Regions from separate parts of the Homo sapiens genome. Here region 1 is linked to region 2. Evidence: chromatin loops called from intact Hi-C (ENCODE). Cell type or tissue: A673. All regions are shown on one strand.

Region 1 (2,500 bases), 990 kb after region 2:
TGTGTGTAGGTCCAAGTAGGTCCAAGTAGGTCCAAGTTGGTCCAAGTTCTTGTCTCATGACCAGGAAGAATTAGGCACATGGACACTGGAGAGTGAGTGGAGTAGAATTTATTAAGCGAAAGGAAAGCTCTCAGCAAAGCGGGGACGTGGGGTAGTGGGGGTGGTTCCCCTACCCAAAGGTGGGAAAAAGTCCCCCAGTATGGCTGAGCTTGGGGCCTTTTATGGGCTCAGAATAGGAAGTGCATGCTGATTGGTTTGTGAGTATGCAAAAAAGATTAAAGTGAAGACATCACTCAAAGGTGGGCACAACAGTGTAGAAAACCAACAGAAAAGGGTAGGTATATGTAAAGTAGGTGAAGGGTGGGGATCAATCAGAGGAAAGCATGCCAAACGGAAAGACAAGTTCTCAATCTGGTCTGAGAATTTAACTTGTAGCTTGGCTTTCAGGCTTTAAACTGTCTTCAGCTTGGAGGTGGTGTTTCACCAGGGACCTGCCCCTATCTGCCTAGGCATGTGGCTGCCTCCTGCCTCCCTCAGTGAGACTCAGTTTAAAAAAAAAAGATTCCCACTCTCACTCAGTTTCTAATACTCTACATTCTCAACAACCTTACTATTGCCTGGCCATGATTTTTGTATTTGTAAAATGAGTAGGGATGGACTAGATGATCTCTGAGGCCTTTCTACATTCTCCTTTCCCTTTCCTTGAATTCCCCACTTTCTTTCTTCTTCACCTAGAGATAAACTAGTTTAGGGGATATCAAACTATTTCTTTTGAGTCTACACACCTGTTGATTCATATTTTGTATTCTGAACAGTCTATAAACCTGGGCATCCAATAACACAGTTTCAGTTAACACGAGGAAGAACATTACCTAAATTTACAGTGTCCTAAGTAGGTTTATTTCCAATACTGTTAAATCAGTAGTTTTAAGACTTTTTAAAGCAATGGACTTTTTAAAAATAAAAATGTAAACTTAATTTTAATATAAACACCGTTTGCTCCATTTTGTCCCCTTTTGTTTATCTCTAGTACATGTCTTAAACATCAGTAAGCTTTTTGTAATGTAATTATTATTATTCCCTTGGTGAACTTCCTGAAATTAAGAAATATTCAAATGCTTCAATGTGTCTTATTACTTTATCAATTAAATTTAAATTTTAAATTTTATTTGATTATGTTTTCAGTTCAAACTAGTATATAGTTTGTATACTAAAATCTTCTGGAAATATTTGTGTCAGAGAAATATTACTCTTTATTGCCAAAGAGCACTGATTACACCGCTTGTAATCTCTAAACAGCTTCGGGCTTTCAAGGTTATAATTGTAGACCTACATTGCCACCTAATGGTAGGAAGCTTAATCACACCATATTTTAAGTTGGAAACGGGTTTTTTTTTTAATGTATGCAAAATGTTAAAGCAGTCTCTTCCTATGAGAACTCTATATTATAATAGAGTTGGCAGAAGAACAGGGTAAACACGCACCAGACTTATTGGCAAGACTAGAGATTGAATTTCTATTCCCTCACTGATCTACCATCTCTGAGTCCCAGCTCCTCTCAGACACAGGTATTAAGGATCTTCAGATTTCATCCTACCCACCTCCCCACCCTCACTCCTGTCCTTATGCCAAACCTGTTCTAGTCCTCATATGTTAAGATGCTAGTTCTGGATGACCAATTGGCGTCTAGAATCAACTTGGAATATGGCTGGTGTCTGGGTTGCTAAAAGATGAGTTCCTGCTTTAGCATCCACATGTACCCAAGTCAACACTCTTATCATGAATTTCCCTAAAGCCATATGTTTCCTGTCTTTAAAAAAACTCCCTGATGAAGCTGGAATCCAATTATGAACCTCTGCATTGCACCCCAGGTGCCTGTAAACTAAAGCCCACAGTGCAATTTCAGCACATCAGATTCCTCTCTACATGGAGGAGTCACGAAAAAAAGAATAGTTGGCTAAATTCGCCTTACCCCAAGACTTTGAGCCAAGAATCAGCCACCTGTCCAATGTAAGCATCAGCAAGACTATAGAGCTTGGGCCAGGGGTCACCAAATCAGAATCCTTGGCTATATCTCTAGCCCAGATGAGAGTCAAAGTATTCACCCTAGTCCTGGATGCTGTAATTAGGGGTGCTTCTTCTTGGGAGCCAGCTCTAAGCCAGGTATGTAACCCTCATTCTCCCTATCTTACCATATCTACCTGGTATGGGTAGCCAGTAAGCCTCTTTACACTGTCTTAGAGGTTTTTATAACAGGCAAGAAATGGCACAGAGAAAAAGAACAAAACGCAGATGAAGAAGTAATAACAAGAACAAGAAGAAAAAGAAAGGAAAAGGAGAACTTGTGTCAGAGAGAAATACGTTATGGTATTATATACAACGCACCCACTCCAGGACTAGACATTTCTGTAGTGAAGATATTGAAGGAACAGCCAAGATGAATGGAAACACAGGACTTCAAAGACATAATGTATAGTTCAATGGATATTCTACTGGTACA
Region 2 (2,500 bases):
TGAAAGGAGATGAAGAATAAGCAGTCAAAGCAATGCTTTAAAGACAGTAAACAAATCAATGAGAGGTAACATTGTCCTTGGGAAGAGCTGACTGTTGAACCCAAATTTCTGCTCCACAATAAAACCTCAAGTTCTTATCTCCAGCACTATTTTGAAAACAACAACAAAAAATTTCTATAGGCCACTGGTGATCCTGGCAAGACTGATGTGATGCTTTAATCTCATGTAACTGGCTATATCATTCTCCTGCTGTGACCAGGCAGTCTCACTGAAACCCTTTAAGCTGCATTTGTAGCATTTTATAATGTTGATACTTCTTTGAATTTCATCAAAGTGGAAACTGATAGATTCTAGCCAGCTATATTGCAACCTTCATTTCCTTCATTTAAGACATTCAATTTCTGTCAAATGAACTATCAAATGAAATTATATAGAGCGTGAGTCACTATTATAAATATTTTGGAGCCATTTACTTGGAGGCTGTTGATAAAAACAGCACTTTTCTACACCCAAGAAAGGTTTCCCAAATGACTAACCAAAGAAACAGCATTATGAGAATTGTTTTGTGTCCCATCAAGTATTGTGTAGCCTTATGTTTCATTTCTGCTAACTCTTAGTTCCCAATATAATAGGGACTCCACTGTGGGGCTAAGTCAGTGCTTGCTAAATTATTGATTCACTTCAAATAAAGAAATGCCACAACATTCTGCGAATAGGAAAGGATGATTATAAGACATAAGGAGTCTATACAGCCTTGATACCTAGTACAACGCCTGGCACAAATTAGTCTTTTAACAAATATCTGTTGAATGAATAGATAAATAAATGTGCGTAAGTTGAGAATCTGATGTTTATGAAAGACTAAGCACTGGTGCATTGAAAGTTCCACACAAATTTCTTAAGTCATCTTTTGAACACAAAGCAATAATAAAAGTGCAGCAGATTCAAAAATAATTGGATCTAATTCATGTTCTAAAGCATTGTGGAATTAATAAATAAAAATTTAATGCCATTTTGAGTTCTAGTTATGCCGTGGAAGCCTGCTGGTCTCTTGGTTTTAAAATACTTTTCCAGAATACTAAAATCAGAACTCTTTTTCTCATGTTGTTCTTTCCTTTGTTTCCATAGGAAACAGTGACTTCCAGGCATCCAAGATGACACAACATAGATTGCCAAATTGCATGCCACCCTGCAGTTGCCAAGGAGATAATGTATGTCATTCCTACAAATAACATGTTGCTCATGCCTTCATTTCCTTTATCTAGCTTTTTAAGATATTCTTTGCCTGAACTGAATTCTGATAATGTTCGCTGTGAACTGATGGAAACATTCCTTTTTTAAAAATTTGTTTACCCCATTCCCCTAAGGCACTTGATCACATCACACACGCCGTCTGTGGAAGGTCTGGGCATATTTTATGCCGATTTTGGAACCAGTGATTCAGCAGTTTTCACTGAAAAAATAAATGCATCCTGAATTCTGTCTGCCTGCGTTCTAAGTAAAGGTCCAATTAAATCCACACCTGGCACTAACATATTCCAGTTTAAAATGGCCTACCACAAAAGCAGCTGCACTTAGTTAAATTTATAGGGGAAGGAAGAGGAGGAAAGCAGGAAGGAAGCAAAGGGGAGAAAGAAGGATAGAAAGAAGAAAAGGCGCAAAAAAGGAAGGAAGGAAGTAAAACAGGAAGGAAAGAAGAGAAACATATTTATTGAGCACCTGCAGCATTCGAGATTAGACATCTGTAAGATGAACAAACAGAATAAGAAAAAGTCAAGATCTTGGCTGACATCATCCCACTAGCAAGAGGCAGAGTCATTATTTGAACTTGGTTGTATGTGACTTAAAAGCATGTGTTTCCCAGTTAATCTTGTGCTGCATAATAAATCTCCCCTAAACATAGTGGCTTAAAGCAACAGCAATCATTTTAATTTTATCTCTCAAGGGTTTGGAGGCTGGCTGGACTCAGGTAAGCAGCATTCACTCAGAGTCTCTCATGTGGTTTCAATCAGAAGGGCTGGGTTGGAATCACCCAGAAGATGTCCTCACTCCCAGGCCTGGCAGTTGAGGCTGGGGCTGTCAGCCAGAATGCCTTACAGTATATTGGAAATAGCAGCACCAAATAAATTACTGCATCCTTTTACTTACCCCACACTGGGCTGCATTCTTTTTATTTTACTTTATCAACTACTCTCAATATATCAAGAGGCTTTTGGCTAATGTCTCTATTTTCACAGCACCCTAAAATTATTCTAATAGTGAACCTGGTAGACCTAGACTTTGAACCCCATCCAGGTGATCTGAAAAAATCTTAAGTCCTCCACTGAACATCCAATCTGTGTGTTACCCTGAAAATAATCAGATTTGTTTATCCTTTGGAAACCTATTAAACTTTATCATAAATAAAGAGATCCTCTGCCAGAAAAGAGGATATTAATGACAAAGAAATATCATGGAGGAAACACAGTAATCTGATTGTGGGGAGCATTCAAACTAGGGA

The links. Hi-C counts contacts between places; a loop is a spot of excess contacts. Peaks named below come from ENCODE experiments on the same cell type or tissue, not always from the same donor. Only the 100,000 strongest peaks of a DNase experiment are listed, where the experiment ranks them.
Region 1: a loop joins it to region 2, with 3 times the contacts of the local background. A loop is called at or near these places in 2 of 110 quality-filtered maps.

The regions. Positions count from the first base shown.
Region 1 is chr4:47,932,668-47,935,167 of GRCh38, forward strand. The region is part of intron 1 of LOC101927157 (a long non-coding RNA gene); the gene reads left to right. Among named protein-coding and RNA genes, the nearest start is that of NFXL1, 19 kb to the left of the region's middle. In A673, a CTCF peak has its summit at 1,359 (motif pointing left); a DNase peak (open chromatin) is centred at 1,334.
Region 2 is chr4:46,945,915-46,948,414 of GRCh38, forward strand. The region is part of intron 8 of GABRA4 (gamma-aminobutyric acid type A receptor subunit alpha4); the gene reads right to left. Among named protein-coding and RNA genes, the nearest start is that of COX7B2, 38 kb to the left of the region's middle. In A673, no CTCF peak of the experiment used is centred here; DNase peaks (open chromatin) are centred at 1,527 and 1,727; H3K4me3 peaks cover 794 bases; H3K27ac peaks cover 2,459 bases.